Linked DNA regions of Homo sapiens: region 1 is linked to region 2. A link is a loop called in an ENCODE intact Hi-C map of the cell type or tissue named here. Cell type or tissue: heart right ventricle. All regions are shown on one strand. Links, peaks and the distances in the headings refer to the core of each region. The heading gives the core; the rest is flanking DNA.

What was found. Hi-C counts contacts between places; a loop is a spot of excess contacts. Peaks named below come from ENCODE experiments on the same cell type or tissue, not always from the same donor. Only the 100,000 strongest peaks of a DNase experiment are listed, where the experiment ranks them.
Region 1: it touches region 2 in a loop (2.1-fold over the local background); 13 of 110 quality-filtered maps call a loop at or near these places.

Annotation. Positions count from the first base shown.
Region 1 is chr4:98,252,305-98,257,690 of GRCh38, forward strand. No RefSeq gene overlaps it. Among named protein-coding and RNA genes, the nearest start is that of RAP1GDS1, 6.4 kb to the right of the region's middle. In heart right ventricle, for the core only: no CTCF peak of the experiment used is centred there; no DNase peak of the experiment used is centred there.
Region 2 is chr4:98,164,302-98,169,687 of GRCh38, forward strand. No RefSeq gene overlaps it. Among named protein-coding and RNA genes, the nearest start is that of STPG2, 24 kb to the left of the region's middle. In heart right ventricle, for the core only: no CTCF peak of the experiment used is centred there; a DNase peak (open chromatin) is centred at 2,330; H3K27ac peaks cover 494 bases.

The sequences.
Region 1 (5,386 bases), core at 246-5,245, 88 kb after region 2:
TACTGAGACAGGCAAAAGAATGCCCTGCCCCACTCTCCTAAGATGTCCACATGCATGTCCTAATCCCCAGACCCTGTGAATATGGCACCTTATGTGGCAAAAGGGGTTTTGGAGATGTGATTAAATTAAGAAGCGTGGGATTATCCTGGATTATCCGGGCAGACTGGATATAATCACAAGGGTTTTCATTAGGGAAAGAAAGAGGCAGGAGGATGAAAGATGTGATTACAGCAGCAAAGGTTGAGTGATGTGACTGCTGGCTGGCAGGGGCCACAAACCAAGGAATGAGGGCAGCATCCAGAAGCTTGAAAGGGCAAGGAAACAGACTGTCCCCTAAAGCCTCCAGAAAGAAATACAGCCCTGCCCACACCTTGATTTTAGCCCAGTGAGATCCATTTTGGACTTCTGACCTCCAGAATTGTAAGACAATAAATTTGTATGGTTTGAAGCCACTAAATCTGGGGTAATTGATATGGCAGCCATAAGAAACTAACACAACTACATTAAGCAAACTTTATTCAGCCTTTAATATTTTAGAATCTTGCAGCCCCTCAAGATCGGCATGTGAGAATCAATTATTAGTGAACTGTAGGTAAGTAGACATGCTGGTTATTGAGGCTTTCCTATTCAGAAGGCTGAATAAGCCAGCTTTTATTATAGAACTTTTGTAAATACCAAGAATTGCTTAATCAGGACTGGTTGAGATTAAATTAGAAAATGTCTCCTAAAGGAAATGAGTCTTCAGGTGAACTTTCAAGGAGATAAAAGAGGATCCTTGAAAAGGAGATGGCAGAGACTTCAAGAGGATCTAGAAAAACCCTAAGAGAAGGGAGGATGAGTAATTACTGGCAACTCGAGCTACATAGAAGTATATGAAGGAAGCAAGATAATCTCATCAGAAACATCGTTTTGAATTACAGCTGACCCTTGAACAATTCAGGAGTTAGGAGCACTGTCCCCCAAATCCCCATCAAAAGTCTCTATATAACTTTAATTTGACTGCCTTAAAACCTAGCTACTAATAGCTTACTTGTTGACATTACTGATAACATAAGCAGTCAATTATCTCAGGTATATGTGGACCCATCCAGGTATATGTGGACCCATGACATTCAACCTTGTGTTGTTCAAGGATCAATTGTACTTTATTTTTGCCTAAAAGACCACTCATAAAACACATATACCTATTTCACAAGACTTTGGAAGAGATGGTTATAAGCCTATTGGCATAGATTACTTGACTAGCTTCCTATCACTCTGGAAAGGAAAGCACTTCTAGACAGAAACTGAACCAGACAGGTAACCATGCCAGTGTGGAGAAGTAGGTAAGTTATAGACTTCTCTTTCTCATGGAATGTCACAGTGGAGGTGAGCTTAGGGTTAAGGAACAAATTCACCCAAGGCAGGGTGATGAAATGGAAAGACCATGGACTTTGAAATCAAACAGACCTTGTTCAAATTCCAATTCTACATTGTATTGGTCAGGTGACATTAGACAAACGAATTAAAATATTTTGATTCTCCATGTCCTTATCTGTAACATAACTAACTTATGTGGTTAGTATTATATGAAATACTAATAATTATATGGAATACAAATAATTCCAAGAGCATCAAGGACAAATTTTAGTTACTTCCCAGTTTTCCCTCAGGCTAGTCCCAGAGAGAAAGAATGGAATGCTTTAAGATGTGGAGGATGTCTTCAGTGAGTCTGTGAGCATGTGTACATGTAGGTAGGTAGGGTGGAGGGTGGAGAGTGGAGATCATTTTAGGTGGTAGAACTAAATCCCTCTACTAGAACCAAACTCTATGAGAAATATATTTCTTACATTTGAAAGACAATTCATGGCTTCTCCCCTTGACATGCAGATACTATAATTCACGATTTTTACAAACAGGAAATATGGGAGCCAGAGACAAAGTCAACTGCTCAGAGAGACAAAATTAACTATCAGAGGTAGTTAGTGGTGGAATGAGACTCAGCATTCTCATTTCTTGGACTCCCTTTCTATGGTAATATTGTCAGCTATCAGGTTTCTTGATGTTCTCAAGCCACCTCTTATTTTACTTTGGCACAACTTTCTCATTATTATGAAAAGTAGAAGACATAATGATGTGAGAAAACTCAGTCAGGCTTCTTTAAAATGAGAGTTCATTCTTCTCTGAGTGGATCTCACTCTTAAGAACCATTTAAAAACTGAGGTGGGCAGAATGGCAAAGCCAATTGAAATTATTATAAAATAGGCTAAATATTATTTCAAGAATAACTGAACCTATGTCTTAAAAGTATCTTTGTTAAACATCCATTCATAAAATGATATGATATTAATGCAGAGATTCTTCTTATATCTGTAAATTTAAGAGAAGTAGGAACAAATATTAATAAATCATATTTTAAAGGCATGAACATTTTTATTGAAATAAAGGTATTTTATAACATTGTATTATTTTTTAATGTGTGGAGGTCACACAAAATATAAGGCATTTTCCCTCAACACATTTATCTGCATATTTTTTTTTGCTGTGAGGATCTGAGCCAAAGAGGCTTAGATTTTACTTCTGCTTTTTTTACTTATTAGTTATAGATCCTAAGTTAAATTATTTAACCTCTGAGCATTTTTCATTATTTGTAAAGCTGACATAATAATACCTCATACATAGCACTATTATATTATTTAATAGTAATATATGAGAATTTCTGACACATAAATAATTCCACACAACCTCTAATCAATCATCAAGCCAATACCACTTCCTTGATATTTCTCAAGATTGTCCATTATTGTCTAACCCCACTGCTTTTATTTTAGTTCAGCTCATACCTGGAATATTATGAGAGTCTCTTAATAGTCTCTCAGTCTCTGGTCTACACTCCATTCTTAGCCATTTTCTACTTTGCGACTACTAAAATATAAATTTAACAATGTCGCTTTTAAACTTAAAATCCTCTAATGGCTCCCTGATTCCCTTAGGATACTGTCCAATATCCTAAGTCAGATGTCAAGGCCCTACAAGATTTGATCCCTCTAACTTCTCCATTCTTGTCGCATGACCTTCTCTCTTTCCCTACATCTTTGCATGCTTCATGCTAGCCAGAAAACACTGCTTGCAGGTTTCTTAAAGATTCAGACTCTTGCCTCCAGGTCTGTGTACATTTAGCCCTCTGCATAGTTGACTCTATTCATTCTTCAGGTCTCTGCTCAGATAGCATCTTCTCCAGGAGGTTTTCTATGATAGAGTTAAATGTTATACCCATATTCTTCCACACTACCCCATTGTGGTAGTTGTAGCACTATATTTTAACTATTTACATGTCTGTCTCTATCACTATACTCTTTCAGGACCAAAAATTCACCCTGTATACCTAATTCCCAGACAGAATGATGCATCTCTTAATGTTACTTAAATTACAATAATTACGGCTGGGCACGGTGGCTCACACCTGTAATCCCAACACTTTGGGAGGCTGAGGCGGGCAGATCACAAGGTCAGTAGTTCGAGACCAGCCTGGCCAATATGGTGAAACTCCATCTCTACTAAAAATACAAAAATTAGCTGGGTGTGGTGGCGGGCGCCTGTAGCCCCAGCTACTCAGGAGGCTGAGGCAGAAGAATCCGTTGAACCCAGGAGGTGGAGGTTGCAGTGAGCCAAGATTGCCATTGCACTCCAGCCTGGGCAACAGAATGAAACTCCGTCTCAAAAAAAAAAAAAAAAAAAAGAAAAAAGAAAAAAAGAAAAAGAAAAAATTACAATAATTACTAAAATTATAATATTAAATAACAATAAAAATTACTTTCTTTGATGCACTATTTCTCCTCCTTCTATACTGTTTTCGCCATGCTATTCCATTTCTCAAGAAACTTTCAATGGTTTATTTCCTAACTTAACAAGTTTAAATTCCTCTGGCTGGCTTTTTCAGCCCCTCACAATCTGTTCTTCATACTAAATTTTTAATCTTATTTCTCAAGATGCCACAATAAGTATCCCTGCATCGTTTTTTTGTTTTTTGGTTTTTTTTTGTTTTTTTTTTTTTGAGACAGAGTCTCACTCCCTCACCCAGGCTGGAGTGCAGTGGTGTGATCTTGGCTCACCGCAACCTCCACCTCCTGGGTTAAAGTGATTCTCCTGCCTCAGTCTCCCAAGTAGCTGGGACCACAGGCACGCGCCACCACGCCCAGCTAATTTTTGTATTTTTAGTAGAGAAGAGGTTTCGCTATGTTGGCCAGGCTGGTCTTGAACTCCTGACTTCAAGTGATCCGCCTGCCTCGGCCTCCCAAAGTGCTGGGATTACAGGTGTGAGCAACCGCACCCGGCCAATATGTACCCTTTTTAATGGTCTTATGAATATGGCCTATAGGTGTCTTACCACATGCTGTTTCCCTGTCTTGGAGTAAATTCTTTTCTTCCCATCCTTTCTCGGAAAAATTCTATCCATTCTTCAGGTATGTTCTCCTTATACAGCTATCTTTAACTAGTAGGAAGAGACTTTTAAGAGAGATTGTTCTTACTCTCTTGTTTTGCATGATATGTACTTATAGCTATTTCTTTTTTTTTTTTTTTTTTTTTTTGAGACGAAGTCTTGCTCTGTCGCCCAGGCTGGAATGCACTGGCACGATCTCGGCTCACTGCAAGCTCTGCCTCCCGGGTTCACGCCATTCTCCTGCCTCAGCCTCCCGAGTAGCTGGGACTACAGGTGCCCGCCACCATGCCTGGTTTATTTTTGTATTTTTAGTAGAGACGGGGTTTCACCATGTTAGCCAGGATGGTCTCGATCTCCTGACCTCGTAATCCACCCGCTTCGGCCTCCCAAAGTGCTGGGATTACAGGCATGAGCCACCGCGCCTGGCCCTTATAGCTGTTCTTTTATAGCATCTAGCACAGTGCTGAGCTCAGAAGAAATGTTCAATAACTACATGACTGATTTTAAAGTGGTATATCCCATCTAAAAACTGTATGTAATCTAGGTCTGTTGTTGCTTGAAACATGTAGACATTAGTTTGAGGTGACAGCCTATGAAAATAATTTAGATTTTACAACATTTAGAAAATGGCTAAAATATTAAATAAATGGAGAGCGGGGGAGAAAGAGGTTACATTGAGGTTAAGACATTTCAGTTGTTCAACCTGGACTAACTTGATCTCACCAATGAAGTCTCTGAAAAATAAACAGTTTAGGCAGAAGGCTGTTCACTGCCAAATCATTTTCTATCACCGCAAAGTTCAATTAACTACTCCAGTGAAATTCCCTTAAATGATATTCAGAACATCATGGTGAACAGGAGGCAATCAGTTCCCTATTATACTTTTAAAGAACATTCTCTCCTCTCTTTCCACTTCTTGTTGTGTTGCCCCTCCCAATAGATTTCCTCTAAAGAATTTAAATCACC
Region 2 (5,386 bases), core at 59-5,058:
ACCCTGCACTTGATGGATCAGCTGGCACCACCCAGATTGATAAACTGGCTCATGTGATCTTGTGGCCCCCAACCAGGAACTGACTCCGTGCAAGAGGACAGCTTCGACTTCCTGTTATTTCATTTCTGACCTGACCAATCAGCACTCCCGGTTCACTAGCTTCCTGTCACACACCAAGTTGTCCTTAAAAACTCCTGTCCTCGAACGCTCAGGGAGACGGATTTGAGTAATAATAAAACTCAAATCCGTAATAATACCGTCTCCCCCCAAAAAAGTAAATAAATAAATAAAAAACATGTTAGTGGTCATCCAACATGAGGAGAAAAAGAGAGAAAAGCAGTGCCTGAAGACAGAAACAAATCATGATTAATGATTTGGCAGCAAAAGAGGAGGAGCCTATCAAGGAAAATAATAAAATTGTCCAGGGCTTATAGGCATATGTGGTTAGAATTAGAATAAATAATGTCAGGGAAGCCAAGAGCAGAAAGGATAGAGTTCTGAAAAGTGTTTGTTCAACAATCAGAAATAAAGAGAGATTTGGTAAGATAAAGATTGACAAGACTCCAGTGAATTTGGCAATTTTAATACATTATTTCAGTAAAGATCGTTTCAGTCTTTAGGTGGGGAAAAGGCAAAAGGCAAATGGCAGTGGGTTGAGCAGTAGGAGGGACACTTCATTTTCTAAGACAGGAGAAAAGAAAGTAAAGATGAGTGCAGATGTTTATCACAATGGAAATATGCAAATGCAGGCACATGGAAATAATACAACAGCAGGATACCTAAGCTCAAGTGAAATAATTACAAGGAAGAACAATGCTTAAGAGATTTCCCAAACATCATCTTACACAATTGGACTAGCCATTGATGTCTAGGAAATGTCTGGTATACCAACTTCAAATGCAGCTATAAGTAAAACATTAATTTACTTTCTACTGTCATTAGTACAAAGTGCTGCAGTGATGGTCTCACAAGAATTTGAATATTGGGTAAATAAGATTGTCCTTAAAGAGGTAAACTATGTGTTTACATATAGTCAATTTATAGGTCAAGTCACTCGAAAGACAGACTTCTTGCCAAGACAAGTAAGCAACAGTTGACTATTCCTTATTAACTATATTAATATAGCTGATGAATGAATGTATCCAGAAAAAGGAAAGGGAGATATTGATTGGCTACGGAAGTAGATTAAAAGAGGAATCACCCAGGTAAGCCCATCTAAGCACTGGGTGTGTACATTTGTCTTGCTGGCAAGGCTATTCCTGTTGAGAGAACTATGTAAGTCAGGTTTCTCCAGAAACAAAAGCAATAGGTGTGTGTGTGTGTGTGTGTGTGTGTGTGTGTGTGTGTGTGTGTGTGTGTGTGTGTGTGTCTGTCTGTGTCAAGAAAGAGAAAGATTTATTGTGAGGCATTGGCCTACACAGTTGTGGGGGTTATAACTTCCAAAATCTTCAGGGTAGGCAAGCAGGCTAGAGACTCAGGGAAGACTGGCAAGGAAGAATTGGAGTCCAAAGGGCGTCTGCTGCCAGAATTCTCTCTTCTATGAGGTACCTCTGTCTTTTTCTCTTAAAGCCTGCAACTGATTGGAGTAGACTACCACCGATGTCCCCTTAAAGCCCAAGGGTTACCTTCGGTTAACTTATGATGAATGCTACCTGGCCTGAGACTCACCCTCCAGGTCAGTGGGCTCCCCTCTGGCCCAGGGAAGGTCCAGAAATGCTGTCCAGCAGCCTAGGCCTAGATGCGGGGACCCCAAAAGCCTGCTTTTTACTCTACTCCTTTGTGGTTGAGCTGGTATCTAGGGTGCAAGACAAAGTCCACTTTACTTTTCCTTCTGCTTTTCTCAAACAGAATGAGTCTTTCACTGCAGCCACCACAGCTGGGAATGTGCTGGGTCACCACTAAAGTCAGCATGTCTCACAGCCCAACACACATGGCATACTCCCTAGTTATCACCGCTGGTTATTCAGGGTGCAAGGGCTCTTTAGTCAGCGGGAGATGAATGCCGCCAGGACTGGGTCTTTCTTTTCAAGGCCTAAGGTTCCCTTCTGGCCCAGGATCTCATCTAGCAACGTCATCCAGGAGCTAGGGCTTAGAAAGGGGGCCTCACAACTCTGCTCAGTGCCCTATTTTGCTATGACTGAGCTGATGTCCAACATGCAAGACAAAGTCCTCTTTACTTTTCTTTCTCCTCTCCTCAAGCAGAAGAAAGGACTTACTTTCTTTGCTGAGAACTGTGCTACCTGGGGTTGGGGGAGGAGAGATGCAAGCACTCCGTTAGTCACCCTGGCTGGTGTCCCAGTAGGTTGTATGCCCTCCAGGTCTGCCAGCTCCAAGCCCAGCTCAGCACTATGATCTGCTTAGGAACTGCAGTCCCAATGACCCAGACTGCCCTTCACGTTTATTTAAAGTCCCAGAGCACTTTTGCCAACAGTGGCAGGGCTTGCTGGAACTCAGGTTCTGACTGCTGGGATGGGCAATTCCCCTCTGGCTAGGGCTGGTCTAAATGTCCCCTCTGTAGGTAGGCTTCAGCTGAGTTCAGCCCAGTTTTGCCTTCTACTGTAACAGGGCAACACTGAATTCAATGTGCTCTCCCTCCCTCAAGAGCACAGATTCTCTCTCCTTGCCATGAAGCTACTGCCAGGGGACTGGGGAGGGGTGATATCAGTGATTCGAGACTGTTTTTCCTACCCCCTTCAGTACCTCTTTCAGCGATATGAAGGTAAAACTAGGTATTGGTTACTCACCTGATTTTTGTTTTTTATGAAAGTGTTTTTTTGTGTCAATAGTTGTCAAAGTTGGTGTTCCTGTTGGGAAAATGATCAGTAGAGGATTCTATTCAGCCATTTTGCTTCATCCCTCCCTCTAGATTTGTTTGAGCTGTCCTCATGGTTTCATTAAGGTTATGTATTTTTGGCAGAAATACTATATAAGTTTCATGTTGTTCTTAGCAGTATTTCTCATCAGGAGGCACTTGATGACTATTTGTCACTGTGATATTATAAAGTATATGCTTTATTTGATCTCCAACCCATACAACTAAAATCCTTAGAATCCCCAAAGTCTTTTTGTATGCTAATAATTGACTGATGGTTGGCAGCTTCTAGGTAGCTTCAGGATGGGGGCTAGTCACTGCAAAAACTAAGGCAGGATTAGGAGGTTGAGACTTTCACCTCTGAGGAGGGTAGAGGAAAGTTAAGTTGATCATTAATGGCTAATGATTTAACCAATAGTGCCTATATTATGAAGCTCCCATAAAAACCCAAAAGGACGGGGTTCAGAGAGCTTTCAGGTAGCCAAAACCATAGAGGCTCCTGGAGGATGGCTCACCTGGGGAGGGCATCCACATCCCCTTCCCATGCCTCAGCACATGCATCTCTTCATCTATATCCTTTGTAATATCGTTTATAGTGTACTGGTAAATGTAAATGTTTCCCTGAGTTATGTGAGCTGCTCTAGCAAATTAACCAAATCTGAGGAGGCGGTCATGAGACCCCAATTTATAACCAATTGTCAGAAGCACAGGTAAAACAACCTAGGACTTGAGACTGACATCTGAAGTGGGGAGTGGGAGGCAGTCTTGGAGACTGAGCCCTCAATCATGGGATCTCCAGGAAGATACTGTCAGAAATGAATTGAATTGAATTAGAGGATATCCAGCTGGTGTCCGCTACAGAACTCCTTGGTGTGGCAGGGAGAGGGGGAACCCACACATCTGGTCACAGAAATATTCTGTGTTGTTGTAGTGTGAAAGCAGAGGAAAACCGTTTGAGTTTTCTCCACTCAGTCCCATTATTGGTGATGTTAACTTTGATCACTCAATTAAGGTGCTGTCTGCCAGGTTGCTCCCCTATAAAGTTACTAGTTTTCCTTTTATAATTAATTGGTAATTTGTGACTGGATAAGTTGAGACCATGTAAGTTTCCTGTTGTGTATGGGATAGTTTAGCATCCAATTGATTACCTGAATCAGTTGTCACCTAATAATAGACTTTTTACTTTCCATTGCAGAGAAATAATTAAAAGAGGCAATAGTCAGAGACTCCTTGAATTCATGGTATTTCATCTGTCTCTGATAGACAGCTGAGCTGAGAACTCTAGGAACCATTCCCTGCAGACCAAAAATGAGAATTATGCTGGAGATTTTAAAGGAAGCAAACATTTCAAATTTGGAAGAACCTGCTGCTACTATGGGCTATTTGGCCATTAGTGAGAAGAGGTTCACACACTAGTTTAAATCAATTGTTCAAATAGCTGAACTCTACCTGAAAAAAAAACTCACATACGCCTCTGGCTAAAGAATATTCCTGAGGCAAATCAAAAAGAACAGAAGACATACTAAGATCAAGTATTAGCTTAAGATGCTCTGACCCTTAACATCTATCAAAAAAGAAAAACAAGGTGACCACAGATCTAGGGCCAGTATGATTCTGACCTAGATTGAGGAGCGGCCCATCTGTGGTTTGTGCTCAGAGAGAAAAAGGGGATGTCTGCAAGGGACTAAAGATTCTATTGGTTCTAGCAGCAGTGGGACCCAAAATTCATCTCAGGCTGCAAGAATCTACTTTTGCAAATAGTGTTGGATGTTCTTCACCTTTTCCCTCCATGAGATGGGCAGCAAATTGCCTACTTACAGGGCTCCTTCAAGTCATACCCACTGTGTTAGGCACAGCATGGTGCTGGAAAACAAAAAACAGATAACACAAATAAGAAGACTGTAAGAAATTTTAGGGATAATTAGTACTTGTCGTTTTCAAGAATTTTTGTAATTTCTTAAATTCCCCTTTGCTTATTATAAGGTTTAAATTGTTTTGGTTTTGGTCTGCAGTTAATTAAGCATTCCTATGAGTTGGAGGCAGTACTGAACAAAAAGGTAAAGATATTTCAGGTATAGATTATAGACTTTAATGAAAGGGCAGCCTCACATGTGCTCAGGAAAGCTGAAGTAAGCATGGATTTGTTTATTTATTTATTTCTTTATATCTTTAACAGGGTTTTGTTCTGTGGCCCAAGCTGGAGTGCAGTGTTCTGATCATGGCTCGCTGCAGCCTCAACTTCCTGGGCTCAAGTGATCCTCCCACCTCACCACCCAAGTAGCTGGGACTACAGGCATGTGTGCCACCAGGCCCAGGTAATTTTTTTTATTTTTTGTAAAGATGGGGTCTCACTATGTTGCCCAAGCTGGTCTTGAACTCCTCAAGCAATCCACCTTAGCCTCTCAAAGTGCTGGGATTACAGGCATGAGTCACTGTGCCTGGCCCAAGTATGGATTTTTTTGCATTGATCTTTTGGAGCACACCTGTAAAATCAATTCAAAATTCAGTGTAAATGATTATCATATTTAAAAACAACTTGTGGAATAAGAGAGAATTACATCCACTGTGTGCTTA